Linked DNA regions of Homo sapiens: region 2 is linked to region 1. A link is an interaction called in ENCODE POLR2A ChIA-PET data of the cell type or tissue named here. Cell type or tissue: MCF 10A. All regions are shown on one strand. Each heading gives the region's core, and the rest is flanking DNA. Links, peaks and the distances in the headings are about the cores only.

Evidence for each region. ChIA-PET counts read pairs that join two places held together with the same protein. Peaks named below come from ENCODE experiments on the same cell type or tissue, not always from the same donor. Only the 100,000 strongest peaks of a DNase experiment are listed, where the experiment ranks them.
Region 2: POLR2A ChIA-PET joins it to region 1 with 6 read pairs; 2 of 35 experiments call an interaction of 5 or more read pairs at or near these places.

The regions. Positions count from the first base shown.
Region 1 is chr14:35,151,990-35,169,420 of GRCh38, forward strand. All of the region lies in intron 4 of PRORP (protein only RNase P catalytic subunit), which reads left to right. All of the region lies in intron 4 of PRORP-PSMA6 (PRORP-PSMA6 readthrough), which reads left to right. It also overlaps the pseudogene SEPTIN7P1. Among named protein-coding and RNA genes, the nearest start is that of PRORP, 38 kb to the left of the region's middle. RefSeq lists enhancers at 896-1,397, 7,954-8,248. In MCF 10A, for the core only: no CTCF peak of the experiment used is centred there; DNase peaks (open chromatin) are centred at 4,212 and 8,162.
Region 2 is chr14:35,225,795-35,239,613 of GRCh38, forward strand. The region is part of intron 5 of PRORP (protein only RNase P catalytic subunit); the gene reads left to right. All of the region lies in intron 5 of PRORP-PSMA6 (PRORP-PSMA6 readthrough), which reads left to right. It also overlaps the pseudogene RPL7AP3. Among named protein-coding and RNA genes, the nearest start is that of PSMA6, 60 kb to the right of the region's middle. In MCF 10A, for the core only: no CTCF peak of the experiment used is centred there; a DNase peak (open chromatin) is centred at 8,427.

The sequences.
Region 1 (17,431 bases), core at 3,800-11,799:
GGCAGGGTCATAGGACAATAGTGGAGGGAAGGTCAGCAGATAAACAAGTGAACAAAGGTCTCCGGTTTTCCTAGGCAGAGGACCCTGCGGCCCTCCGCAGTGTCTGTGTCCCTGGGTACTTGAGATTAGGGAGTGGTGATGACTCTCAACGAGCATGCTGCCTTCAAGCATCTGTTTAACAAAGCACATCTTGCACCGCCCTTAATCCATTCAACCCTGAGTGGACACAGCACATGTTTCAGAGAGCACAGGGTTGGGGATAAGGTCATAGATCAACAGCATCCCAAGGCAGAAGAATTTTTCTTAGTACAGAACAAAATGAAGTCTCCCATGTCTGCTTCTTTCTACACAGACACAGCAACAATCTGATTTCTCTATCTTTTCCCCACCTTTCCCCCTTTTCTATTCCACAAAACCGCCATCATCATCATGGCCCGTTCTCAATGAGCTGTTGGGTACACCTCCCAGACGGGATGGTGGCCGGGCAGAGGGGCTCCTCACTTCCCAGAAGGGGCGGCCAGGCAGAGGTGCCTCCCACCTCCCGGATGGGGCAGCGGCCGGGTGGAGGCGCCCCCCACCTCCCTCCCGGACGGGGCGGCTGGCCGGGCGGGGGCTGACCCCCCCACCTCCGCCTCCCTCCCAGACAGGGCGGCTGCCTGGCGGAGACGCTCCTCACTTCCCAGACGGGGCGGCTGCCGGGCGGAGGGGCTCCTCACTTCTCAGACGGGTCGGCCGGGCAGAGACGCTCCTCACCTCCCAGACGGGGTGGCGGCCGGGCAGAGGCGCTCCTCACATCCCAGACGGGGAGGCGGAGCAGAGGCGCTCCCCACATCTCAGACGGTGGGCGGCCGGACAGAGACTATCCTCATTTCCTAGACGGGATGGCGGCTGGGAAGAGGCGCTCCTCACTTCCCAGACTGGGCAGCCGGGCAGAGGGGCTCCTCGCATCCCAGACGATGGGCGGCCAGGCAGAGACGCTCCTCACTTCCCAGACGGGGTGGCGGCCGGGCAGAGGCTGTAATCTCGGCACTTTGGGAGGCCAAGGCAGGCGGCTGGGAGGTGGAGGTTGTAGCTAGCCGAGATCACGCCACTGCACTCCAGCCTGGGCAACATTGAGCACTGAGTGAGCGAGACTCCGTCTCAATCCCGGCACCTCGGGAGGCCGAGGCTGGCGGATCACTCGCGGTTAGGAGTTGGAGACCAGCCCGGCCAACACAGCGAAACCCCGTCTCCACCAAAAAAATACAAAAACCAGTCAGGCGTGGCGGTGCGCGCCTGCAATTGTAGGCACTTGGGAGGCTAAGGCAGGAGAATCAGGCAGGGAGGTTGCAGTGAGCCGAGATGGCAGCAGTACAGTCCAGCTTCAGCTCCGCATCAGAGGGAGACGGTGGAAAGAGAGGGAGAGGGAGACCGTGGGGAGAGAGGGATCTCTAATTTTTGTGACAATCCTACAAGGAAGGCAGCCTCCCCTTTTTTGCTAAACCTCAGAGAGGTTAAGTGACTTGCCAAGCAAGGTTTGTAAGTAACAGAATTAAGATTTGAATGCACATCTGTCTGATTCCCAAATATGAGTTCTATTCATTAAGCTTCCCTGTGTTCATAATGAAAGGGTCACTGAGAAGTTTAATAAGATAGTGTTCAGTGTTCTTCATTTGATGAAGGAAACTGTATACTATATTTCTGACAACAGTTTCCATCTTGGATTATCTTGACTTTAAAAGATTAAAACGAAATAAAATTGGTTGTTTAAAGGAACATGCCTCAGTTATCTGGAACATTTTGGTATATGTAGAGTGCATTATTCCCCCAAACTGCAAAGTAGAAGGGAGTATTATTTGTGTTCTTAGAGAAATTTAAGAGGTCCTCACTCAAGTACTAATTCTGTTTCTTAACTAATTTTAACTTGCTTTTTAAAAAGCAAATGTTTATATAAGGGTTATTATAAGCTAGTCACTGTTATGAGTACTTTATAAATATTAACTAACTTAACATATATCTTTATAATAACCTTGGAAAAGTTACTTCAGCACTTTCGTTCTTTTTCCTGGTCTTTAAACAGAGACAGTTGGACCAGATGATCTCCAAAGCCCACTCCAGCTCTGCAATGTTAAGGCTTTCTAACTAACACATAACACATAGTTATGTGTTAAGAAAAGTTAGATAAGGTCAGCTTTTCCTAGTGGGAACAGAGATGAGAGTGGAGCCCCAAAGACAGTGCACAGTAGAACAGGAAGTTGTGATTTAGGTGAATTAAAAGTGCAGAGTCTGTATGTAGCACAGTGTCAGTTTGGGAGGGAAGGAAGGCAGCATCAAATCGTTGTTGAGGTTTTGATGATGTGAAGCTCTTTAGTCTACCTTTCTCCTTTCCTTAATATCTAAAGGGAGAAATTCCAAGTTGTTATGTCTTGAGCAGAGCACATGACACCTCCTTATTAACCAGCACTACTTTTTAGCTATAGGTTGAAATTTGGCTCGTGGTTCTTCAAGATTTTAAGAAATAGTAAATAGGAGAGTTAAGGATTTGGTATGTGAAAATATCAAACCTGAATCTAGATGCATGAATCTGATCAAGCATCTAGAGCTCACTACTAATTTACTGGAAATACAGGGGGCAGAGGAATATGTTAAATTACACCTCAAGGGTACAATTACCAAATACCATCTGTGGGAAACTGCAAGACAACCCAGTTTCTTCCAATAAATGAATTGCCAAAAAAAAAAAAAAGAGATGGAGCAATGATCTATAGATAAAAGCAATTTGAGATAAAGCAACCATTTGCAGTGTATGGATCATATTGGGCCCTTAGTTCCTGATTTGAACAATCAGAGGAATCTGAACACCAGTTATTGGAGTTATTAAGACATTTTTGTTGATTTTTATTTAGGGTTAATAATGCTAGTGAGTTAAAACTCTTTTTTTTTTGAGGCAGGGTCTCAATCTGTTACCCAGGCTGGAGTGCAGTGGCACAATCACAGCTCACCACAGCCTCAACCTCCCGGGCTCAGGTGATCATCCCACCTCAGCCTCCTGAGTAGCTAGGACTACAGGTGCCTGCCACCACATCAGCTAAGTTTTGTACTTTTTGTAGAGAGGGGGTTTCACCATGTTGCCCAGGCTGGTCTCGAACTCGTGGGCTCAAGTGATTTCCCATTTTGGCCTCCCAAAGTGCTGGGATTACAGGCGTGAGCCACCATGCCTGACCCAAACTCTTTAGATTCAGAGCTAAACACTGAAATATTTATGGATTAAATGATGTGATGTCTGAGATATGCTTCAAAAATAACTGGGAAATAGGGGATGGAATAGATGGAGTTATATATGAAACAAGATTGGTCATGAGATGATAAAGCTAGTTTATGGGTTCATGGGGATTTATTATACTATTCTGTCTACTTTTATATATGTTTAAGATTTTCATCTTGAAAATCTTTTTTTATAAGCTAACAAAGGGCCAGCTGTGGTGGCTCACAACTGTAATCCCAGCACTTCGGGAAGCTGAGGTGGGAGGATTGCTTGAGCCCAGGAGTTTAAGACAAGCCTGGGCAACATAGCGAGACCTGGTGTCTATTTAAAAAAAAAAAAAAAAAAAAAAGCTGACAAATACACATATGCTTTCAGGATAGAAGTTATGAAAAGGGAGATTATAAAACAGTGCTTTCTTAGTGATTTTCATGCAGAAGCAACATCTTCCTAATCTTCCTATAGTAAAGATTTCCTCAAGTAAACATATTATATATTCATTATAATATAAATAGTATATATTCATTAGAAAGGATATAAACAGTTCAGAAATACCACTATAGAGAATGAAAGTCCCCTTCTTAAAGCAAATTATACTTTTTAAATGCTGAAAATTGTCATGTCATTTGCACGTTTCTTTTTCCATTTTTGAAACGCACAAGATAAAATTTCTTAATAGAGTAGAACAACTAATTTAGATTCAGAGTCAATTCTATAAAGGTTTCCTACTGTACTGCATTGTTTTTGCTTTGCAAAGAGGTTATTAACATTTTTTTTCTGGGTTAGGGGAGGAGTTTGAAAAAATCCTGTACAAGTTAATCCATTGTGTGGTAAAAGCTATAGCTGAAGAGGCAATGTGGAATACTCCAGTGTGCACAACCCCTGCTTTTATCATAGGTGGCAACTGCAGATTAATTCTGGTGTGGTTAGGCATTTCACAAAGGGAAATATGAACCTGAGAGCCTATGTCCCCAACAGTGCTAACTGGGAGATGTGGAGTGTGGGGATTTCCACTCTTTGTTAATAAGATCTCCGGCACATTTCCTCTTTGCTTTTGCATTTTCCTTGGTTATGAAGCAGCTGCAGAGAAGTAAAATGTGATTTCCTGTGTTTAAAAGAGTGCTGGCTTTTCTTTCAGAGACTTAAAATTGGAAGGGTGGAATGCATATGGATTGAGCTACCTACAGGGCTAATTTAAACATAGGTGTTTTATTTTTGTTTTTGTTTTTGTTTTTGTAATGAGTTCACTGCATTTGTGCCAGGAATATTTTTGTTCAGATGTTTTGAATTAGCAGATAACTCAGGTTGTCTCAAAAGCAGGCTTCTCTCTAGGCTGATCACTGCTTTAACAGTGTGATTCTTTGCAAGCTGACTGAAAAACCACTAATGGCAAAAGTGCATTCTGTCATATCAATAAAAATACTGTAGTTCCTTTGCAGATTCATGCAGTATAAATGCTTATCTTGATTATTTAACCTGTAAAATTCTCCAAAATGAGAAAAATAGGCAGAGGGTGTTTTTCAAGAAAATATGATAAGGCCATATCAAGGTACAGTGTCCCCAGATACAATGTCAGTGGGAAATGAAAAGAACTTATTCGCAGAGTAGATGCTTAGGAATCATTAGACTTAGGTGAAAGTTCCTATCATAAATTAATACCTTTTTTTGTAGTCGTTGTCAATATTTCTTGCCCTAATAATGGTAGTTCATTTTTTTCTTTTTTCTTTTCTTTTTTTTTTTTTTGAGACGGAATCTTGCTCTGTCGCCCAGGCGGGAGTGCAGTGGCTCCATCTCGGCTCACTGCAAGCTCCGTCTCCTGGGTTCACGCCATTCTCCTGCCTCAGCCTACCAAATAGCTGGGACTACAGGCGCCCGCCACCACGCCCAGCTAATTTTTTTTATTTTTAGTAGAGATGGGGTTTCACTATGTTAGCCAGGATAGTCTCAATCTCCTGACCTCGTGATCCTCCCGCCTCGGCCTCTCAAAGTGCTGGGATTACAGGCGTGAGCCACCGCGCCCGGACGTTCATTTTTTTCAAAATATACTTAGGAGCCTATCCTAAACATGGGCCAGACCTGTGGATATTTTTGGATGTGGTTTCTTCCCAAGTCATTCACCATTGTGTTGATGGTACAAGGCTTCTCCACTTACAATCAGAGAAACGTCAGATGACTATTAGTAAACAAGAACTGATTATTAAGTACCAGATTAGCAGAGCTGGATGATCAGATCCAAACCACAGCATTCATTGTTCCTGTAAACTATGTGATCAGTGAAGCTAAACTTGTGTTTAAAACCCAGGCACCCGCTGCCACACCCAGCTAATTTTTGTATTTTTAGTAGAGAGAGGGTTTCAGCATGTTGGCCAGGCTGGTCTCGAACTCCTGACCTCAAGTGATCTGCCTGCCTTGGCCTCCCAAAGTGCTGGGATTACAGTGTGAGCCACGGTGCCTGGCCTGTTACTTTCTATTAATAAGTACACAACACCCTAAACAATTCAAGGCATCTTAATCTCCATTAAGAACAACAACAAAATAATTTTTGTCATGCTGTTAAATCTATCACTATGGATAAAACTGGTGCAAATTGGTCAAATGGATCCAACAAACACTGATGTCCAAGTTGGGATATTCGTAACTATTAATAATACGTAACTATTGATCAATAGTTTAAAAGATCTCTTTATTCTTTTTCTTTTTGAAGGTTCTCAAAGAGTTTTGTTCTGAAATATGTTGTTGAGCTTCCCAGTTTGCATCCTCATCCTCAAACTGATGTTGTTTCTTCTCTAATTCTTTGTGTTATGCTTCTTTTTCATTTGCTCATGGCACTGCCATTGGAGCTCAACTTCAGAGTCCTTCAGTTTTTGAACTTTTTTTTTTTACCTTCATTTCAAACACCTGCTCCATTTCCAGCTCCGTCTTCTTCATTTTAGCTACATGCTCCCTTCTTTCTTCTTCCATTTGTGCCAGAAGGCTCTTAGTAAGCCCTTATTTGTTATCAACTCCATTATAAGTCACAACTGCCAGTTTTCTCCTTTCATAGTGGGCATTTAGTAACATCTTTCAAATCGTGCATATGTGTTATCAACATATTTCTTAGAATTGTAAAAACAATGTTCACCATTTTCAACTTTACCAACACCCCAAGGATACTGCCTTCCCCTAACCCTTTTGCCATTAAGTTCAATGATATAGTATTACTACCTACCTAAGCAAGAGGTAAATGGTCCTTCTTCTTTTTAACAAGCTTGTTGTCTTCTTCACCTGTTTCTGGAAATTTATATATTTTAAGTTCTTAGATTTCTTTCATTATCTGTTTTAAAGTTATTATCTGGTTTAATTCCATGTCCTGAAGGAGCAGTGAAGTATAAACCCGGCACCCTGTTATCAGGCATCTGAAATCTGTTCACTTGTGATTCTGCATTTAGGTAGTCCACAGATTTACTATCAATGTAGTTGATGACGAGCTGCCAGCAATTACTATTATCTACTGCATCTCCAAATCCTATTTGGTATCAACTATTGTGAGCAGCAACTTAACACTACCTTCCTTGATTAAAACTTTGGATTGTTCCTCCTGTACAGTCTTTTTAGTAATAATTCTATGAGAAAGACTTGGATATTCTGGAGAATGCAAATCTATGAGGAATCATGAGTTGATTAATGTTGTCTTTCCTGGATTTCCCACCACCGTAAGTGTGAATTCAAACGTTCTCTTCACTGATTCTCTGGATACTTGATTTGGGAGATTGGCAAATCCCACACATTTCCATCATTCCAGTCGTCCAGATTCCAACAGAAGAAATCCACAGAAGAACCACGGTGCTGCTGTTGACGCTCCTCTCCTAATCAGCAGTGGATCTCGCACTCCAGGTCATTCTTTTCAAAACACTGATGTAATCCTATTACTCCCCTGCCTCAAAACCTTCAGCAGTTTCCCATTCCTGCCCTGCAAGTAATTCCTCCAGTTTGGTCGCAGCCTACTTTTCAGGCCTCATTGCTTGCCACTCTCCTCTACAGACACGTGCGTCAGCCAGTGCCAGCTAATTAGTGGCTCTAGACTGCTTTGTGTTTTCTTCCTCTTCTTTTTCCCCTCATCTAAAATATACTTCTACCTCCAAATCCTGTTTTTCCTTCGTGACTATCTCAGTCCCTTTTCTGTCACACAACCTTTTTTGACCCCTGTAGTCTGCATTTATCTTTTCTTCCTTTGAACTTGTAGCATTTATTAACCCTGGCACACATCTGGCTATTGATCCTATACTATGTGTTCTTTTTTTAGTGTTGTTTAGTTTTTCATATCAGTATCTATTGTTATTTCAACCAGATTAGAAACTCTGAGGGACAGGACACCCTTTTTCCTATTTTCCACAATGCTTGGCATCCAGTAGGTGTGTAATAAATACAGTTATTTATACATTAAATAATCCAGTGCTTACATTTATTATGTCATAGCTACCATTTCAGTTAATCTTTACAATAACTTTGAGGGAATGAGTATTTTCTCTCCTTGACAAATGAGGAAACTGAGGCTCAGAAAAGTTCGGTAACTTGCTGAAACCACACAGGTTAAGTGATGAAGTCAGGATTCAGACCCACATCTTTGGACTCAGTAACACTTGCTGTTTAACCATACTGGTAATTCTGCCTCCTTATGAGACTGGTGTATGTTTTCTGAGGATGGGAAATTACCTAACACTTAGCTTACTATTATTTGCTTGATAATGGCAGAAGAAAAGGTGTGCAAACCTGGATTCGTAGTGATTCCTAGCAGGAATAATGAAACAGATTCAAACTGTGCCAAAGTTCACAGGAAAATAGAATTTCCCTTAATCTCGTTGATTACTGGTGGAATGACTCATCTTCCAGTTGTACGTTGCTCTTGAGTTACTCAGATATTTGTATAAGTTAGACAGCGGAGGGAAAACCACTGATGAGATGTACAAGACACGTCATTTGAGCTGATGAATGTTCCTGGGATATCCCCAAGATTTCTACCTGAGTATTCCTGCCTGTCCTATTTACTGTTGGACTCTTTCACCTTTTGGTTTTCTTTCAGAGTAAAATCACTTCCCATTTCCTTTCTGCTTTCCACTTGGATAACTTTCACAGGCTACTCTGTTACTACTGCAGTGCACAAAGATTTACTGTCTACATATTTAACATTAGTCAGATTTACTGTTGAATTTATGCACTAGAAATTTCAGGAATTTAAATTTTTCCTTTTTCATTCTCTTCTCTGCTTCCGATTTTTTTCACTAAAAGAGGACAAAAATTGCCCAAACTATTTTCTTTTTTTAAAAAATTAGCAATAGAATTGAGTATAGATGGTAGTAAATTCTGCTTCATTTCTGTGGGAACATTGAAAACTTGATGGCTTCTGCAAGTGACTGATAAATTGTTTCTGCTTTATAAAGAAAGGAAACAGCTCATTCAACTCAATGAAGTCATTAGTAAACTGGGAATTAGAAATAAAGATTCTGTATTTTTTTGTTGTCATTAATTTGGTCTTTCTGTCTGCATCTGTTTTCTCACAAGTTTGTTTTGAGGATAGATCAGAAGACATATGCACATTGTAAAGCATAAAGTAATCCTTAAGGATGCACTACAGGCAATCCTCAGCCAAAAAACATGATTTATGAACCATGCATACATGCATACTACAAAGGGATCGATCTTACCTCAGTCTAGTGCCCTTTGAAGGCGACAAGCTAAATGGTCTTTTTGGCCCCTGAATCAGAATACCTGGAAACAACTGAAATGTAGACATATTTTTCTTATACATGTGGAAGCAGTTAGGTTATGGGTCCTTTCAGGGATTCATCTACTCTACTGCCATGTGAAGACCGGAGCCCATTTCTCAGTCAGGAACAGGAAGCAGGCAAAGTTACTTTCCTGGTATCCAGTGTTAAAACCCAAAGAGTTATAAATGTTGACAAACTATTGGTAAAACTTGTGGTATTATTATTTACCTAAAGCACATACAGGGGCTTTTATAGTATAGACTTTTTACAGTCAAATCATTTAATTTTCTTGAGTCCTTACAATAGCCCTTCGAAGTATGTGTTAATAACCCCACTTTATTCCTGAGGAACGTAAGGCCCAGAGAAGTGAAGCGATTTGATCGGTGAAGGGGCTTAAATTTTCTACACATTTCCTTCCAAGGACGAAGGGAAGTTAGACACTGTGTTGGCACTTTAGAGCAGATTCTGGGTTAGGTGTGAAGCAGAGGGGATTTCCAGGGTGTGTAAGCATGGACAAACTCCTTGAATGAAAGCAGAATTTTTTCTTTTTTTAAAGTAGTTAACAGCATTTTGGGGTTTGCAGGACTCAGGCTGTGTTACTGCCTTTTTTATTTTTTGGCCTGATTTGTTTCTTTCTAATTTGGGAGCAAGATTTTATAATTAAAAATATATTGCCTTTTGCCCTTTCTTTGAGCTATTCTCCATAAATCTGTAAGAATATGATATGAAAAGGAAGAAGAGTGGGATTAAAAATAATATAGCTGATTCTGTCTAGAAATTTAATTTCTAAACTATCTTTACCTGAGTTAGATCTATTTCTCCAAAGATCAGTCAAGATTTAAGAAATAACTTTAAACTTGTAAGTAAATTCTTTTCTATCTGGAATTTACAGGATAATGTATTAATACTTGGAAATGATACCTAACTGCTAGGGAGCATGCATCTTTAGCTCATGATTCTAGATGATTGAGAATTTTTTAGGGAAACTTTTTCAGTCCTTCATCTAGTTGATAGTGGGCTATCATTTTATATTTCTAGATTGAAAAATAGGTTATCTTCTTTCTCCTTCCTCTCTCTCCTCTTCCCCTTCTCTTTTTTCTTCTTTCTAGCTGTATGGAATGACCATAATTTAATTATTCATTGAGTCTCCTATTAACGAGTATTTAACTTGTTTCAAATCTTTCACTATTACAAAAGTGTCACAGTGAATCATCTTACACATTTGTAATTTCTCACATATTCCAAGATAGATATAAGATAGATTCCCACAAATTGAATTGCTAGCACAATGGAGACATATTAATTTTGATTGGCCTTCATGGAAATTTTAACAGTATATACTGTGATCAGCAAAATATGAGAATTCTTTCTCCGCACCTTGAAGATTCAGTGTGTTATCAAACATTTTGATCTTTGCCTATATGAAGTAAAAAAATAAAATTGCAGTATAGGATTAATTTACAATTTTCTTGGAGTGTGGTGGAGCATATTTTCATAGGTTTAAGAGGCACTTATATTTATTTTCTGCAAACTGCTCCTGTCTTGTCTGTTTTTTGAGTTATTGACTGTTTTCATATTAATTTTAGGAGCTCTTTATTTGAAAAATCATCTGTGATTTAAATTACAATTTTTGAGGCTTATTTTTTTTCTCTATGTATACTTTAAAATATTCGAATTTGTCAGACTTTCCTTTTATGGCTCCTGGGTTTCATATTTAGAAAGATTTTTTCTGTTGCAAGGTTATTGAAAAGCCAACAAACACAAAAAACTTCCTTTTGCTCCCTTCACTTTTGTTGTTTTTCTCTAAATTTTTCATCCATTTGGAATTTTTTTCTGATGTGAGGTATAGTTCCAACTTAATTTCCTCCCCAGCTAATTAGCCAATTGTGTCAACATCATTTAACAACCCATATTTTACCCCACTAGGGATAAAGCGGGATGTTACTTTTAGCATATACCAAATTCTTCATATAAATATTTAGGTCTCTTTTTGGACTTTCTGTTCTGATTCACTAATCTGCATTCCTAACAGTATGACACTATTTTGATTATTGTAGTTTTATGATATATCTAATATCTATTAGAGCTAATTTTTATAACTTGGGTTCTGGCACTTTCTTTAATAAACTTACCAGAGGTAAATATTATAGGCCTCTGATAAAATGTATTAATAATGCTCCCTGGGGCAAAATCATGTTTTATATATGTGACAGAGTCCTATTACCCGTGGCTTTTAAGCGTTTTTTAACACAACACAGATACAATATACATTTTATGTAATAATACATTTATAAATGAAAAAAAATGTATACATAAAAAAATTATGTACTCTTGCTGTATTTGTTGCACTCTATTTTAGTTCTGTTTATTTCTCCCTGAAATGCTGGTTGCAACTGTATTAAATTGATCTCATGACCTAGTAAGGTGTTGTGACCTGCAGTTAAAAAAACACCTTATTATTTGATGTTGTAATCATAGCCATTCTAACTGGTTTGAGATGGCATCTTATTGTGCTTTTAATCTGCATTTCTCTGATGATTAGTGATATTGAGCATTTTTTCATATGTTTATTAGCCACTTGTATGCCTTCTTTTGAGAAGTGTCTGTTCATGTCTTTTGCCTGTTTTTTAATGGGGTTATTTGTTTTTTGCTTGTTGAATTAAGTTCCTTGTAGATTCTGGATATTAGACCATTGTTGGATGCAGTTTGTAAATATTTTCTCCTATTCCGTAAGTTGTCTGTTTACTTTAATAGTTTCTTTTGCTATACAGAGGCTCTTTAGTTTAATTAGTTAATTAATTAGGTCCCACTTGTCAATTTTTGTTTTTGTTGCAATTGCTCTTGGGGACTTAACCAAAAATTCTTTGCCAAGGCTGATGTCAAGAAGGGTATTTCCTAGGTTTTCTTCTAGGATTTTTATAGTTTGAGGGTATACATTTAAATCTTTAATCCATCTTGAGTTAATTTTGATATGTGGTGAAAGGTAAGGGTCCAGTTTCATTTTGCTACATATAACTAGCCAGTTATCTGAGCACCATTTATTGAATAGGAATTCCTTTCCCCATTGCTTGTTTTTGTTGGCCTTGTCGAAAATCAGTTGTATGTGAGTGTGCAGCTTTATTTCTGAGTTTTCCATTCTGTTCCATTGGTCTCTATATCTGTTTTTGTACCAGTATGAGGCTGCAGAGAAAAGGGAATGCTTATACACTGTTGATGGGATGTAAATTAGTTCAGCCACTGTGGAAAGCAGCTTGGAGATTTCTCAAATAACTTAAAACAGAGCAACCATTTAACTCAGGAATCCACTGCTGGGTGTATACCCAAAGGGAAATGGATCATTATACCAAAAAGACACATCCACTCATATGTGCATTGCTGCGCTACTCACAATAGCAAAGACGTGGAATCAACCTAGTGCCAATCAGTGGTGGACTGGATAAAGAAAATGTGGTACTATACACCATGGAATGCTATGCAACCATAAAAAAGAACAAAGTCATGTCCTTCACAGCAACATGGATGGAGCCGGACGCCATAATCCTAAGCAAATTAATTCAGTAAGAGAAAAGCAGATACTGCAAGTTCTTACTTATAAATGGGAGCTAAACATTGAGCATACATGGACATAAACATGGGAACAACAGACACTGCAGACTGCTAGAGGGGGTGGGGTATGGGTTGAAAAGCTACCTACTGGGTACTGTGTTCACTACCTGGGTACAGTATACCCATGTAACGAACCTCTACATGGATCTGCTGTATCTGAAATAAAAGTTGAAATACTGAAATAAATAAAAATAAGGAAAAAAGAAAAATCCTTCATTAGACATATCCAGGTGAAATTCCATTAGTCCTTATTAGTCTCTTTTGGGGAGGGAGTAGGGGAGTGGGAGTGATGTATCTCCTTAAATAAAATAGGGAGACCACATCAAAGAAAGTAGGATTTCCCAGCCAAAAAAAACTCATGAAGGACGTTTGCAAAGTTTCTCTCCCATTGTTTGCAGGTACCTTGCAGGGAAGGGCAGCAGTCTTGATTGGCACGCCTTGCTTAAGAATACAGGCCACACTATTAAAATGTACCGTATAGGAAGAAGGAAATAACTATTATAGTGCATGTGCCAAGAGGTTTAGGCCCCGTGTGTAAACTACTCCATGATCCTTAAACATAGTTGTTTTGATGTCTTCTGGCTTTTGGGATTTCTAGCTTGAATTTCTTAGTTTTGAGATGGGGTCTTACTACGTTGCCCAGGCTGACCTGGAACTCCTGGGCTCTGGCAATCTTCCTGCCTCAGCCTCCTGAGTAGCTGGGGTCCAGCTTGATTTCTGTTGCTCTGAGGGATAGTACAAGAGAATGAACTTCTGGGTTTTGAACCCCAAGTTCACCATTTACTAGTTAGGTGATCTGCTTAACTTTTCTATGCTTTATTCTCCTAATCTGTTAAGTGGGAAAAATGATAATATCTACCTCATACCATTGTTACAGCAATAAGAAAGTATATGTAAAGCACTTAGAATTTTTGTTTCTTAATAGCATTGTGATCTACATGGCACATGGAAAGCACTATGTAAGTTTATGATATTATTTATTTGACTTGGAAGTGTGTAGGATTTTTTTCTTTAATCTCACAATTAAACATTTTGTGAGGAGACGATTAGGTGATTTTTTTCATTTTTCCCAGAGTCTCATGTCATGTGCCCTTTAAAATGTAAGGTTTTTTTTTTGGAGACAGAGTCTTGCTCTGTTGCCCAGGCTGGAGTGCAGTGGCATGATCTTGGTTCACTGCAACCTTCGCCTCCTGGGTTTAAGCAATTCTCCTGCCTCAGCCTCCTGAATAGTTGGGATTACAGGCACCTGCCACTACGCCCAGCTAATTTTTGTATTTTTTGTAGAGACAAGGTTTCACCATGTTGGCCAGGCTGGTCTTGAACTCCTGGCCTCAATGGATCTACCCACCTCAGCCTCCCAAAGTGCTGGGATTACAGGCATGAGCCAGTGTACCTGGCCAAAAAGTAGGTATTTTTTAATCTCGGGGAAGTTATATTTTTTTTAAAAAAAAGATTCTTCTTCTTTTTGTTTTGATTTATTCCTTGAGAACACCCTTCTGAGGCTTAAAAGTTGGATCTCTGTTCTCTGTCCCTTATATCCATAATGTTCTTTTTCTTAACATTCTTTTTCTTCTTTTCTTCTGCACTGAAGTAGAATTTCTCAAAATTTGTGCTGCATTTCATGAAATACATGTTCTAGTATATTAGTTCTAATCTTTACTGCTTTCAAAGCATATTTAAATTCTGCTGTTGCATTTTTTTTCATTTCTATTTTATTTTTGGATCTCTTTGCATCTCTTGCTATTCTCTCCTTAAAGCTTATTGCTCTTTCTTCATAGATGCAACCGAATTTGTCCTCTTCTTTGAGGGATCCAGGCAGAGGTCTTCTAAATTGTATTTGAGTTTCAGAACATGCTTTTATCTGAATCTTTTTTTTTTTTTTTTTTTTGAGATGGAGTCTCGCTCTGTCGCCAGGCTGGAGTGCAGTGGTGTAATCTAGGCTCACTGCAACCTCTGCCTCCTGGATTCAAGCGATTCTCCTGCCTCAGCCTCCCAAGTAGCTGGGACTACAGGCGCGTGCCACCACGCCCAGCTAATTTTTTTGGTATTTTTAGTAGAGACAGGGTTTCACCATGTTGAGCAGGATGGTCTTGATCTCTTGACCTTGTGATCTGCCCTCCTCGGCCTCCCAAAGTGCTGGGATTACAGGTGTGAGCCACTGTGCCTGGCCTATCTGAATCTTTAAGGCAAAGCTCCTAACGTATCTTTCATTGGCCTGTGATAGACTTTTTCACCCTATTGAATTATCCTTGAGAGAAGAGATCCATTAATGCTCAGCATATGCCATTAGGTAGATGGGCAGAGTGTACTTACCCCTTCATTGTCCCTTCGGATGCTGGCAGTTTCCACCTTTTGGATCTAGACTCATCAGGATATTACTCCAGTTTATCTGGTAAGCTGCATGAAGATGGGGCATTTTTCCTCTCTGGCTTCTCAAGTCAGATGCCATTTATAATTCTTCTCTGAACAGCTTATGAAAGATTATTCCTTGGTGTCATGTGCTTGTCTTATCTTACTTTCAGTCCCGTTACCTGCTTATACCACTTCTCTTTAGATGATAAAGTGTTCAAAGATGCTGTATTTGCCTAACTCTCCTGCCTTGAAGGTTAATTATTTTATTAGGATAGAAGAAAACAGCTAACGGACCACCTGGATTGAGTGGTAAAGTAAACTTGCTTGAGAGATGTTTGACATGCGGTAAGGAGACCATCACTGTTTTTTCTGTTTATTGCAGCCTTTTTTCTTAAAATTGAGTTAAAGTATTTTTTCTGCTTTACTTTGAGTCACCTCTACTCTTTTTTGTCTCCAAAGCTGGAGAAATGCGATAAGATAGTTTGTCTCAATAAATTACCATTGATTACTATTGGTCATTTGGTTAGGAGAACTCTCCCAAACATCTCTTCTCTTTAGTTTACAGTACTGTTGCCAGTTTAAAATTTCTCTAGCCTCCATGTTAGTTGTTAGCTTACAATGATACTTTTTAGCCACGTGGCTTCATTTTCCCCTAGCTACATTAAGGCAGTCATGTTAATGTTCTTATTTAGGATCTATTTGGCTTCCATGGTTTAAAGAATGCACAGGAAGTAATTAGATACAGAGATGGATTTTTTATTTTTGTTCGCATGTTAAGAGCACTGCTTCCAACCAAAAGAGCTGGTATTCCCCTGTTTTTCCACATCTGCTATGACTAAAGCCAGTTGCTTTAATACCGAATTCACAAAGACCTTTCTCACTTAATGTCCTACTCTAGCAAATAAGAAGAAATAAGTGGAAAACAATAATGCATACTCAAAACTTTGCATAAAAAGTAGTGATCGTCACATGTTAACTATATCCATGTGCTGCAGACACCAGATAATATTTTCTAAGGATTAGAAGAAAAGGAGTATTAAAGCAACTGGCTTTAACACATTTTTCCCCCATTCATTCATTAGTTAATAGACACTTGAATTGTTTTCGGTTTTTGGCAATTAGGAATAAAGCCACTGTTAACATTCACATATAAGTCTTTGTGTGGGTGTGTATTTTCTTACTTCTTCTGTGAATACTCATAAATGGGACTGCTCAGTTATATGATAAATATATGTTTAACTTTGTAAGAAACTGCTGAATTATTTTCCAAAGTGGTTGTACCATCCCGCATTCCCATCAGCAATGTTTGGAAATTCCAGTTGCTCCACATACTTGTTATGGGTCAGTCTTTTTAATTTCGGCCATTCTAGTGGGTGTATAATGATTTCTTGCTATGGTTTTAAATTTGCGTTTTCCTAAAGACTAATGATGTTGAGTATTTTATAATAGTTATTGGACCAAAGGGAGTTCTTCATCTTTGTAACATTGATATAATAAGATTATTTAATTGCTAGTTGATACTCAGGTTTTGTCACTTGTCCCAATAATGTCCATAACAAGCTTTTCCTTCCTCTAGATCCAAACTATGACCACACATTGGGTTTAGTTGTCATGTTTCTTTGGTTTCTTTTAATCTCAGTTTTCTTTGTCTTTCTTAGACCTCAACTTAAAAAAAAATAATAAAAAAGCATAGGCCTATTATTTTGTAACATGTCTGTCAATTTGGGTTTATCTGATATTTCCTTATGATAAGATTCAGGTTGGTATTTTTGGCAAGAATGTTACAGAAATTATCTTATAACCTTTTCAAGGGCATTGTATCAAGGACCCCCGTATGTGACTATTAGTGATGACTTTGTATGTTGCCCAAGAAATTTATGCCTATTCTAATGTTGCTAATAATTTTCCTGTTTTCTTCTAGAATTTTCATAGTTTCGGCTTTTAAGTTTATGAACTATTTAGAAATATTTTGTGTGTGTGATGTGAAATAGGGATTGAGGTTCATTCATTTTTTTTTCAACTTTTTGCCTTATTAGCTTTTCCTATTTCTTTGATTTCTGCTTATTATTATTCTACTTTCTTTGAAATTTAATTTGCTCTTCTTTTTCTACCTTTTTAAGTTGAAAACTTAGGTCAATGTTTTATGACCTTTCTTTCTTTTTTTTTTATATAAGTATTTAAAGCTATGTATTTCCTGCTAAGTACTAGTATACTGCATCCCATGAATTTTGATATGTAATTTTTATTATCACTTAGTTCAAAATATTTCCTAATTCCCTTTGTAATTTTTTTGACCCTTGGGTTATTGAGAACTGTATTTAGGAATACTTGGGGCTTTTATAGATATTTTACTGCTAGTGGTTTTTTGTTTAAGTGTGTGTCTGTGTGTATATGTGTGTGTATGTGTGTATCAGCAACTATAAAGATCTCAGTATTTTGAAATGTATTGAAACTTATTTTATGGTTAGTCTATTCTCACACTGCTATA
Region 2 (13,819 bases), core at 4,621-12,620, 75 kb after region 1:
CCAGCACTTTGTGAGGCCAAGACAGGCAGATTGCTTGAGCTTAGGAGTTCAAGACCAGCCTGGGCAACATAACGAAACCCCATCTTTAAAAAATAAAATAAAATAAATAAACAAATGAGAAAAGAGCTTAAGAAGCATAGCTCCTAAATCACTTGCCTCTAGCCTAACCAAAGCTGTAACTCTAAGTTTTCACTAGACTTCTGGTGACCTAGTGATACCTGTTATTACTCTCATAAAACCACCAGCTTAAGTATGTATATTTTACTATAGTTGGTATAGATTCTAGCTTTCCTAGTCTGTGAAATATTTAACAAAGACCCTCTGTTGTTAATATTTGTGCCATGATGTTTCTCAAATTAACTATTTGGTGTTAGCCATGTAAGCTTTCAAATACAAACATTCAATATTCATTAAATCTTTAACTCCTCATCATGTGCCAGGCTCTGTGCTAGATACTATGACAGATGCAAAGATGAATAAAATGTAGTCCCTTCCTTTGTTTAGGGGTTTATAATCCCACAGATACCTAAATCATTAATATGTAGAATATTTACAAGGGCTGTAAGAAATGTTTAGGCAAAGAGCTAAAACATCCACAGGCTAAGGAAAACTACTTTTAGCTAAGGAGGGATCAAATAATTATGTGGAAATTGGCATTTAATCTGGATCTTGGCAGGTTAGACTTTGATAATCAGATTTGGAGAGTGGAAAAGGGGCTGACTCCACTGTTCAGACAACAACGCTGTTTAGACAGCACCACATAATAAAGTAGTACTTTGGAGATAGGCAGTGATGGGTTGGGGGGAGTAATAAATATTGCCTAACTTTGTTCTATTACCAAACTTGTGGCAACTTTACTGTGACGAGATTTGAGGAGAAAGATAAAATTTAATACCCAATTGAAAATAGATGGTTAAACAAACAAGCAAAAATTATTATTATTATTTCATTATTTTTTGAGACACGATCTCTCTGTATCATCCAGGCTGGAGTGCAGTGGTGCAATCATGGCTCACTGCAGCCTCAAACTCCCAGGCTCAGGTGATCCTCCCACTTCAGCCTCCCAAGTAACTGGGCCTAGAGACATGCACTAACACACCTGGCTAATTTTTGTATATTTTGAAGAGACAGGGTTTCACCATGTTCCCCATGGCTAGTCTTGAACTCCTAAGCTCAAGCGATCCACCCGCCTCTGTCTCCCAAAGTTCTGGGATACAGGCGTGAGCCACCGTGCCTGGCCCCAAGAAAAATTCTTACCGTCCTTGTGATATTGGTGGATTTTGGTTATCTCTAAAATCAGATTTCTTCCTTTTGATTATAAGAAACAGTTTTAATGGATTCCACTTATTTTCCTTAAAAGTTATGTTAGCCAGGCGCGGTGGCTCATGCCTGTAATCCCAGCACTTTGGGAGGCCGAGGTGGGTGGATCACGAGGTCAGGAGATGAAGACCATCCTGGCCAACATGGTGAAACCCCGTCTCTACTAAAAATACAAAAAATTTAGTCGGGCGTGGTGGCAGGCGCCTGTAGTCCCAGCTACTTGGGAGGCTGAGGCAGGAGAATGGCGAGAACGTGGGAGGCAGAGCTTGCAGTGAGCTGAGATCGCACCACTGCACTCCAGCCTGGGTGACAGAGCGAGACTCTGTCTCAAAAAAAAAAAAGTTATGTTATGACAATACAACACATTGGCATAATGTCCCCTTAGAAGCATGGAAATCATCTGTGCTTTCCTTCATTCAGGTTTCTCCAGCTTGCACCTATAAATCTGAACCAGTCCTTTAGCTTTTAATGTTCTTCTTCCTCTTCCATCCTGGTCTATCCTTACATAAGAGAACTCCCACCAAAAATATCCTTACTTCTCCCAGGGACTCTCTACTTCTCAGAGAGTCCCAGTTTATATCTTACAGCAAAATGAAATAAATAGGAATTTGGGCATATTTTAAACTTTTTTTAAAATTTTAGTTTAAAATTATAATTTTTTTCTTTATTGTTCACAGTTAAGTAACAAGTAATTTTTTTTTGCACAAGCCCGCAGAAATACGTAACAGGTAATTTAAAGACTTAAATCAGCCGGGCGCAGTGGCTCATGCCTGTAATCCCAGCACTTTGGGAGGCCGAGGTCGGTGGATCACAAGGTCAGGAGTTCGAGACCAGCCTGGCCAATATGGTGAAATCCCATCTTTACTAAAAATACAAAAATTAGCCGGGCGTGGTGGCACACGCCTGTAGTCCCAGCTACTTGGGAGGCTGAGGCAGAAGAATCGCTTGAACCCAGGAAGTGGAGGTTGCAGTGAGCCAAGATCGCGCCACTGCACTCCAGCCTGGGCGATAGAGCAAGACTCCGTCTCAAAATAAATAAATAAATGAAGACTTAAAATCATAAGTGCTAGCTTTACAATATTAATTTTTAAAAGATAATAGCCAGCCATTGAGCATTATTGCCTTCCCTTGTGTGTGAAAAAAGAAAACATAACATGTAACTCTGAATAAATATAGAGTTAAAAAAATAATTTCAACTTCTGTTTTAGATTCTGGGGCTACATGTACAGATTTGTTACACAGATATATTGCACGATGCTGAGGTTTGGATTACGAATGATCCCCTCACCCAGGTAGTGAACATAGTACCCAATAGTTAGTGTTTTCAACCCTTGCCTTCCTCCCTCCATCTCCCCGCTAGTAGTCCCAGTGTCCGTTGTTGCCATCTTTATATCCATGAGTACCCAATGTTTATCTCATACTTGTAAGTGAGAACATGCAGTATTTAGCTTTCTGTTCCTGTGTTAATTTGCATAGGATAATCGCCTCCGGCTGCATCCATGTTGCTGCGAAGGACATGATTTTGTTCTTTTCTGTGGCCACATAGTATTCCATGGTGCATATGTACCACATTTTCTTTATCCAGTCCACCATTGATGGGCATCTAGGTTGAGTCCATGTCTCTGCTATTGTGAATAATGTTGCGATGAACATATGAGTGCATGTGTCTTTTTGGTAAAATGATTTTATTTTTAATATATACCCAGTAATGGGATTGCTGGGTTGAATGGTAGTTCTAAGTTATTTGAAAAATCTCCAAACTGCTTTCCATGGTGACTGAACCAATCTATATTCCCACCAACAGTGTATGAGCCTTCCCTTTTCTCCACAGCCTTGCCAGCATCTGTTTTTTACTTTTTAACAATATCCATTCTGACTGGTATGAGATGGGATCTCATTATGGTTTTGATTTATAGTTCTCTGATGATTAGCGATATTGAGCATTTTTTCATGTTTGTTGTCCACTTGTATGTCTTCTTTTGAGAAGTGTCTATTCATGTCTTTTGCCCACTTTGTAATGGGACTATTTGTTTTTTGCTTATTAAATTGCTTAAGCTCCTTATAGATTCCTGGATATTAGATTTTTGTTGGATGCGTAGTTTGCGATTATTTTCTCCTATTTGTAGGTTATCTATTTCTTCTGTTAATAGTTTCTTTTGTTGTGCAGAAGCTCTTTAGTTTAATTAGGTCCCACTTGTTGATTTTTGTTTTTATTGCAGTTGCTTTTGAGGACTTAGTCATAAATTCTTTCTGAAGGCCGACGTCCAGAATGGTGTTTACTAGGTTTTCTTTTAGGATTTCTATAGTTTGAGGTTTTATGTTTAAATCTTTAATCCATCTTGACTTAATTTTTGTATATGGTGAAAGGTAAAGGTCCAGTTTCATTCTCCTGCTATGACTGGCCAGCTATCCCGGCACCATTTATTGAATAGGGAGTCTTTTCCCCATTAATGCTGGTATTTTAAAAGGGCATGAAGATGTTGGCCTATAGTATGCCAACCTTTTCATTTCAGTTACTCCCCACCCCTCATAAAATACTTTGTTTACATTATGCCCTGTAGATGGCAGTACTTATATGAAAAATGTAAGTTTAGAAAGAGCTTTGAGAATGATTAGCAGGTGGGGTCTTTAATGAGAAAGGCTTAATTGACATGTTCTTTGTCAATTTTTTTCATTCACTGGATTTTTTTCAAACAATCACAAGCTTTCTTTATCACTCATGATGTTTCCATTGAGTTTTCTTTCACCATCGCCTGACCTCCCTAGACCCCACTTTTGTTTCAGAAATCACATGTTACACAATCATTTTCTCTTTAGAGGGCAGTGATTAGAAACTAGTTGATTACATATATGATAGGATCCTGTGTAAACTTCTGGGTACATATTTTTTTTCTCAAGAAGCTCGAGTGCCAGCCAGATGTCATTACTGTAAATTCTTTTTTTTTTTTTTTTTTTTGAGACCAAGTATCACTCTGTGGCCCAGGCTGGAGTGCAGTGGTGCAATCTCTGCTCACTGCAACCTCTGCCTCCCAGGTTCAAGCAATTCTCCTGCCTCAGCCTCTCTAGTGGCTGGGATTACAGGTATGCGCCATAACTCCTGGCTCATTTTTGTATTTTTAGTAGAAACGGGTTTCGCCATGTTGCCCAGGCTGGTCTCTAACTCCTGGACTCAAGCAATCCACCCGCCTTGGCCTCCCAAGGTATTGGGATTACAGGCGTGAGCCACCACGCCCAACCCATTACTGTAAATTCTGATAGAGATGGGGAAAGCAGTATCACATAGCTTTCAAATATGATTTCATTACAAATCTACAGTTATAGGGTCAATCAAGTATATCTTTGAGCGGGAGAAAGTAACTCATTCAGGAATATGAAAAGCTGTCTTGTTCTCCCTAAACATTGGGGATTTTGACTGTGGGATTCATTTAGTAAGTATTCATCGAGTACTTATATGTTAGGCACTGTGCTGGGTAGGTATCCTGCATTACAATTATGAAAGGACATAGTCCGTACTCTCAGATATGCCTTTTCAAGTTAGTGAAACCTGGTGATTCTTGTGAAAGAGGTATGTGGAAGATACGGTAAAAGCACAGAATAGGAATAGATGGTTATGGCAGATATTACCAATTAATTACAACACACTTTTCTTCCAAGTCTGCTGGTCTCAAACTCCTCCACAACACTTGAGAAGCTGGTATTGTTCAATCAAAGAAGACATGCAAGAAGCCTGTTGCCTAAACATGGCATGGTGGGAGTAGTGCCTAAGATACTACTGAGAAATGTTATGCAGTATGCCACCAACTGTGTAAAGACAGGAAAAGAGAACACACACACACACACACACACACACACACACACACACACACTTGCTTGTTGATGTCTAGTCTCTAGAAGGCTACTGAAGAAATGGATAATACTGGTTGCCTCTCGGGAGAACAGCTAGGTGGCTGGGGGATGGAGTGGGAGAGAAACTTTTTATTGAATATCATTTGGTTTCTTTTGGAGTTTGAGCCATGTGAATTTATTACCCATACAAAAATGAAGTTCAAGGTTTACTACCTTACATCACATTACCATGTCTGAGGAGAATATATACCAGTTGTCTTTTATTTGGTGGGTTTTTTAATCTACTAAACTCCTAATCATATACTAAATAGAATAAAAGTATTGCCAAGGATCATTTAAGTATCTTGTAACACTTTTTGTTTTGGTTATGGGAAATTACCAGTTTTTATTTTTCACGCTTCTCAACTAGTATATCCTGATAAACCTTGAGTGGCTGAGAGTGGAAGTGGTTCCTCCCACAAAAGCCAACTATAGATTTTTTTTTATGTACAGCAAAGAGCTATGTGTTTTTGTATTTGTTTGGCTTTGTTGTTTTAATGGAAATTATACATGAGCTATGCCAGATAATCCTGGCAGAAAACAGATTGTGAACAGAAAACATATGGTTAGTAAGTCCATTTGCATTGCTCAGAATTTAGAGCAAATTAACATATTTCCTTGTTGAGATGAATTGGAGTAGTCATAGTAGGACAGATAGAGGCGCCAACTCTCTTGAAATAAATTTTTATAGCTGAAATTTAAAAATACTGGGAATGTGAAAGGAAAGTCCTTAGAATCAGCCATACCCCAGGGGTCCTTAGAAATTTGATATGTGTTTATGGATCACGTAAAGATGATGTTGAGGGTTGTAAAGTATAGGTTTATTCAATCTAAGGAACTTTAGGTCTAGTTGAAACCTGATAAATAAAACAGAATGAAAGTCACATATACACAAGGAATTGCATAAGTTATGAACTTTATTATATACATGCATACTTGCTAAAGCACAATATATAGTCAGTAGACATCAAATGGCTGGTTAATCTTTATGAACTCTGTTTCTGTTAATTGGATAAGAAAAACAGCTTATACCATGGTAGCATATAACAGTTTACAGATCACTTCTGCAGTGTTTATCTCACTTAATCATAGGTTCAAGATTTTATTAATATTTGGGGAGATGGTTTATATCATAATGAAAATCATATCTTTTATTCTGACTTCCATCCCCCTGTTTGGTATGGCCATGCAGATTTTTTTTTTTTTTCATTTTGGAGTTTTTTTGAGACAGGGTCTCACTTTGTCACCCAGGCTGGAGTGCAGTGACACAAACATAGCTTACTGCAGCCTCAGACTCCTGGCCTCAAGCAGTCCTCTCACCTCAGCTTCCCAAGTAGCTGGGATTATAGGCATGCGCCACCATGCCTAGCTAATGTAAAAAAAAAAAATTTTTGTAGAGATGGGGTCTCACTGTGTTGCCCAGGTTAGTTTCTAACTCCTGGCCTCAAGCAGTTCTCCTGCCTCAACCCATGTAGAAGTTTTTGATAGAAAAACAGCAATTATGTAAACTTTTCTTGACATACTTAGCCTGCCAATTAAGAAGAAAACCTCCATCTCTGCTAACGTGGTGTTTCCACCCCTTTTTATTACTTAATTTTTGCTTGGCCCATAGTAAGTCCTTGCCAGAGCATGGTAAAATCTGGCAACGTCCCAAACTGTTTCTACCATTCCTTCTCCTTCCTCTTTTTTTTTGAGACAGAATCTTTCTTCGTTGCCAGGCTGGAGTGCAGTGGCATGATCTTGGCTCACTGCAACCTCCACCTCCCAGGTTCAAGTGATTCTCCTGCCTCAGCCTCCTGAGTAGCTGGGACTACAGATGCATGCCACCACGACCGGCTAATTTTTTTGTATTTTTAGTAGAGGCGGGGTTTCACCATGTTAGCCAGGATGGTCTTGGTCTCCTGACCTCATGATCTGCCCGCCTCAGCCTACCAAAGTGCTGGGATTGCAGGCATGAGCCACTGCGCCCAGCCCTCCTTCCTCTTTTACAACAGGTAGGAGTTCCATTCCAAGGTTCTGGATTTTTGGACTCATTCTCTTAATCTCTTTCAGTTTTAAGAAATCCATCTCTCTTCTGTGCTCTCAAACTTCAGTTTCCCCTTTTCTTTTCATTCGTCAACCCATTCGGCAAATACTTATTGATCATCATAAGCATCAGGCCCTGTTTTTTGCGCCAGGGATACACCAATGAATTAAGTAGAGAAAACTCCCTTCACTCATGGAGCTAACATTGTTTCTGATAGGTACTTACCATCGGCTACGGCATTGCATAACTCTAGAGTATTATTTTTCTACATCTCTCTTCCTAATAAATATATGAATTGTAACTTTGTCTCTAGAATTGTTGTAGAGACAATGAATATTGCCTCTAGAGTTGTTCAGTGCACAGCCAGCTTAGTTCTATACAGTAGTCTTATCTACTGTGCTTAATTAGGATGTCTGTCAAAACTAATTTCCTATAGTAAAATCAGTCAGCTTCCACATTCTAACAATTGCCAACGTGCAATCCCTTCGTTTAAGAAAAGCATGCAGTCCTCTCCATGGTGCAAGGGTGGAAGAGGATTTTGTGGAGAAATCATCCTTTGTATTTCCTCAGATTACCTGTGTTAGGCCACCCTAAAATTTGCTTGTTGCTTCTTTCTTTACCTTCTACAGTATTGAAGGATTTTTTTCCTTTGTCTTTGAGTAGTTCTCTAATTTTTTTCGTTTCCTTTTTTTTTCCCTGCACAGAAAAACTATGTTCACATTTCTTTTCCCTTACAATGATCACAGCATGTGTTTTTCCTGAGCTCTGCAGTGGTTCTTCCACCTTGATTTATGTTCAGTAAATGTGCAATTGGTAAGAAGTCTGTGCTCTGCATTTTGAAGGCAAAGTTACAATTCATATATTTATTAGGAAGAGAGATGTAGAAAAATAATACCATTAGATTCCATTATAATATTTTCTTGCTTCGTGACTCTGCTCAGTCCTCTTAAGTTTGTTAAAGCTCAGGCTTTCCTTATGATCAAAATATGGATCTGAAAAACACTTATTAATACTACTTACTCTACTCCCTTATATAGAAAATAACTTTGAATTTGTCTAAGAAATCATGTCAAGACGCATCTTTCAATGAAATGTGTGCTCGAAGAGAGTAATTCTTTGTGCATGTAGGGTTGGAAAAGGTGAGAAGTATGTTTACTTGCACGTCATTGTAGTTGAAATCAGATGGAAAGGTTTAGAGATTGTGCAATTAGGGAATGTTTTCTACCCACAGATTCTGTAGCCGTGTGTTTCACATTCATTAACAATTAGGCCCAAGGATACTTGGATTCGCATCTGCTTTGGAAACTATTTTTTCCAAATACTGTGTTTCCTAGATCTTTACTGAAATGATCAACATTAGGTATGAACTGCACCAACTTTCCTCTTTAAGATAGCTTTGTTTGTCCTTTGATCTTTTCTGTCCATGTTCAGCCTCTTAAAACCATCTCTGCTGCAAATGTCATTTATATGATGCAGTAAGACACTCTTTCAAATAATTTTTGGATGTATGCTAATCATATATGAGACACAAAGGCTCCTACGCCCCTAGCCTTACTTCCCTCTTGGCACTTTTACTTACTTCATTTTTTTTTAGACTTCAAATGTGATTAACTCTCTCAAATCCTTTCTTTCCTCTTTCAACTGTTGTTCCTTTTTTTTTTTTTTTTTTAAGAGTAAGGGTCTCACTGTGTCACCCAGTTTGGAGTGCAGTGGTGTGATCATAGCTTACTGTAGCCTCTGAACTCCTGGGCTCAAGTAATCCTCCCACCCAGCTCCCAGAGTAGCTGAGACTGCAAGCACACACCACCATGCCCAACTAATTTTTTTTTTAATGTTTTTGTAGAGACAGAATCTCGCTTTGTTTCCCAGGCTGGTCTCAAACTCCTGGCTTCAAGTGATCCTCCCACCTTGGCCTCCCAAAGTGCTGGGATTACAGGCATGAGCCACCACACCTGTTCCCTATTTTTAATATCTTATAACTGAATGCTTTAATCCTGCAACTTAAGATACATCTTCACTGCTTAATTGAAATGGCACTCTTTCAATGTTACCAGTAACCTCCAAGGGGAAATGGAAGCTAATATTTTTTGAAGGAAAATTTGTATTATTTTAATTATTTTTATGTACAGAAAACTCAACAGTGTACATTTAACTCAGTTTAGTGGAAAGTTCTTTAGCCTTTGCCTTTTCGAGCTTGGTGATGCGAGCCACAGACTTGGGACCCAGGACATTGCCTCCCTAGTGATGGCGGATTTCATCATATCTGTCATTGTAATTGGTCCTGATAGCTTCCACCAGCTTAGCCAAAGTGTCTTTGTCTTCCGAGTTAACCTGTGTAAAGTTGACAGTGGTGCAGGTCTTCCTGTGGACTAGATGTCCCAGTCTTGCCTTCCCCTTGATAATGCAGTAAGGGACCCCCATTTTATGACACAAGGCAAGCAGGAAGACAACTAGCTTGATGGGATCCACTTCATGTGCAGTCACCACCAGCTGAGCCTTCTTGTTCTCCTCCAAGGTGGTGATGGTGTTAACTCCTGCTCGAAGGACAGGTGGTCTTTTAGTGGGGACGTCCCCTTTGCCAGCAGCTTTCTTCTTGGCCTGGACAAACAGCCTCTGCTTCTTCTCTTGGGAAGCTAATATTTTTTAGTACCTTCTGTAGACCAAGCAAAAGTTGCCAATGCTAGACACTTGTATATGGAGTACCTCATTTAATTCTTACAGCTGTTATTGGTATTACCTCCTTAAGAATGTGGAAACTAGCCAGGCGTGGTGGCTCATGCCTGTGATCCCAGCATTTTGGGAGGCCGAGGTGGTGGATTGCTTGAGCTCAGGATTTTGAGACCAGCCTGGGCAAGGTGACAAAACCCATCTCTACCAAAAAAACAAACAAAAAAACACCACAAAAAACAGAAAACAAAAAATTAGCCAGGCAGAGTGATACACACATATAGTCCCAGCTACTGGGGAGGCTGAGGTGGGAGGACATCTTGAGCCCAGGAGGCGGAGGTTGCATTGAGCCGAGATTGTGCCACTGCACTCCAACCTGGGCAACACAGCAAGACCCCATCTCCAAAAAAAAAAAAAAAAAAAAAAGCATAAGGAAACTAAGACCCAGAAAAGGTTAAGTAACTTGTCTCATAGCTAGTAAATGGCAAAGTAACAGGATTAGACATGTCTCATTCCAAATTCCTTGTTCTTTCCCGTGTAACACACTGTTCTTTATATTTTAACCTACTGATCTATTTATCTGTTTTCTTGAAATACCATGGTAGACTCTTTGAGACATGCTTTTCTGATTCTCTTGGATCTCCATTGCTTTAATCACTAACTCATAAATAGCTAGCTTGCTCTAGTTTCTGTCCTCCTCATCTAAACCTCTCAAAAGACTGGTATACAATTCTTTTCTTGCTACCCATTTGCTCCCTAACCCCTAAGCCCACTGAAGTCTGGCTTAGTCTCCATCATTGCATTGAAAATGCTCTCCCTCAGGACAGCAGTAACTTCCTAATTGCCAGTTTTGATGAACATATTTTAGTCTTTATCACTCTTTTTCTGCATTTAATACTTTATAGATTCCTTTCTTCTTGAAATTGTCTATGTCTTTGAATTCTGTGACTTCACATTCTTATCCTTCTCATTACACTCTCTGACCATTCCTTGTTCTCTCTTGTTTTTGAACTTCCCTTCCTTCTCTTACTCCTTAAATGTTGGTGTTCTCTGATGTTCTATCTCTGCATCTTTACCTTAGACAGGTACTTGAAACTAAATACTGTATGTCCAAAACTGAACTTGCCATCTTCCTGCCAGACATCTACACCAATAGGTGGTACCAAATGTTCACCAAGTCTTGCCAATTTTACCTCCTAATTATTTCTCTCTCTCTCTCATCTTCTTTCTTTCTCTCTCTTTCTCCTTCTTTCTTTCATTTTTCTTTTCTTTCTTTTCTTTCCTTTCTTCCTCCCTCCCTCCTTCCCTCCTTCACTCCTTCCTTCCCTCCTTCTCTTCCTTCCTTCTCTTCCTTCCTTTCCTTCCCTTCCTTCCTTTCCTTCCTTCCTTCCTTCTCTCTCTCTCTCTCTTTCTCTCTCTCGACAGAGTCTTGCTCTGTCACCCAGGCTACAGTGCAGTGGCGCCATCACAGCTCACTGCAGCCTTGACCTCCTAGGCTGAAATGATCCTCCTGCCTCTGCATCCTGAGTAGCTGGGACCACAGACGTGCGCCACCACATCCAACTAATTTTTAAATTTTTCGTAGAGACAAAGTCTCCCTATGTTGCCCAGGCGGATCTCAAACTCCCAGACTCAAGCGATCCTCCCACCTAGACCTCCCAAAGTGCTGGGGTTACAGGCATCAACCACTATGCCCAGCTCTGTTTCTCAAATCCATTCTTTTCTCTTCTTCTTTTACCATATCTTTCTCATCAGATCCTTGTTAGTACCTGCTTAAATCCCTATCATAGCCTCCTAACTGGTTTCTCATCTTCAGTTTTGTTTCTTTCAAATCTATCCTCTTCCACAGGCAAAAATGACCATGTAACTTAAATCAATTTACAGTTAATGTTTTGACTAGGGAGATATCTGAATATATTAAAATATTTATAGTTCCCCTTTCCAATTTTGCCTTTTCACCTTCTTAAACTTCTATTTTTTATTTGAGACAGCGTCTTGCTCTGTTGCCCAGACTGGAGTACAGTGGTGCTATCTCGGCTCACTGCAACCTCTGCCTCCCGGGTACAAGAGATTCTCCTGCCTCAGCCTCCGCTGGGACTACAGGCGTATGCCACCAAGCCCGGCTAATTTTTTTTGTATTTCTAGTAGAGACGGGGTTTCACTGTGTTAGCCAGGATGGTCTTGATCTCCTGACCTTGTGCTCCACCCACCTCGGCCTCCCAAAGTGCTGGGATTACAGGCATGAGCCACCGTGCCTGGCCTTAAATTTTTAAATTAGATATAATATCTGTTCATTAAGTCAAACAAACAAAACTCTAAATACAGTGCACATAGCCATTCTAAGTTAACACATCTTTTTTTTTTTTCTCTGCGTTTTATGTGAAGGGCCAGAAACCAAACACTGTATTAAAGGTGGGCACTGTGCTTAAACAATCCTATGAAGAAATTAGATTCTCATTTTACAAATGAGAAAACTGAGGTGCAATTAAGTCACTTCCCTGAATCGTTAATAAAAGTAACAGATTCAGAATTGAAATGCCAATCTGACACCAAAGTCTGTGGTCTTTTACCGTGCCGCACTATCATGCCCTGTGGTATGCATTTGTAATTCCCAAACCCACATATCTAGACCGCCCCTCACTGGGTAGTTCTCTGGATTTGTTTACACCTGTAGGTTTGGACAGCCTACCAATGCCAGAAATTAGGATTTGGAGGATGAGTATGTATAGGAAAATGACACAAAGAAAGCCAGGTTGTAGGAAAGTTAACCTGGCAATGTCACAGGAGAAACAGCATTGAAAGACCAACCAAAAGACCTAATGACATCTTGAACTAAAGTGATGACAGTGGAATCTAAAAAAGAGGAAAAGAATGTGCTTAAAGGAATGAAAGTCTAGGACTTTGGGAAAAATATGTCAACTCTGTTGTCATTAAACCTCTTAATTCTCTTAAAATCTTAACCTTTTTAAGATTAAGATTCATTAAGTGAAACAAACAAAACTCTTTAAATACAGTGCACATAGCCATTCTAAGTTAACACGTCTTTTTTTCTCTGCATTTTATCTGAAGGGCCAGAAACCAAATACTCTTATTAAAGCTGGACACTGTGCTTAAGCAGTCCTATGAAGTAAGGCATATCAAAGCTTTTTTAAGGCATCACAAGGCTATATATAAATGTATGACATTGTGCTTTTACAGCCTAACAATAACAACACGTAGTCTTTTACAGCTTATAGAGTCCTTTCATTAATATTAAGTGATTTGATCCTCACACATCCCTATGGACTAAGTGTTGTATTTTTCTTACTTTACATATAAGGAAACTGGCTTAAAAGGCTGTGACTTGCCCAGAGGTAACAGCTCTCAAAACACTACACTAGGCCAGGTGTGGTGGTGGCTCACGGCTATAATCCTAGCACTTTAGGAGGCGAGGCGGGCGGATCTCTTGAGGTCAGGAGTTCAAAACCAGCCTGGCCAACATGGTGAAACCCCGTCTCTACTAAAAATACAAAAAAATTAGCCAGGTGTGGTGGCAGGTGCCTGTAATCCCAGCGACTTGGGAGGCTGAGGCAGGAAAACCCAGAGGCGGAGGTTGCAATGAGCCAAGATTGCAACACCGCACTCCAGCCTGGGTGACAGAGTAAGACTCCGTCTCAAGAAAAAAAAAAAAAAAACAAACTACACTAAATCCACTTCCTATGCTTTCTCCAGAGATGTCTGCTTCCCTAAAAACAAACAATATTTTTTCAAAGTACATGATCAAGGTGGAGCCCCTTTTCTCCTCAGCATTTGAATACCAGCTTATAATTAAGAGTTTATTAGATCAGGCAACGAGCTGGTGAAGAACAAGAACAGACTACTGTATAGTGTTCATAAAATTAGATGGCTGGTCTAAATTTTAGAAACAAGATTCTCGTGACC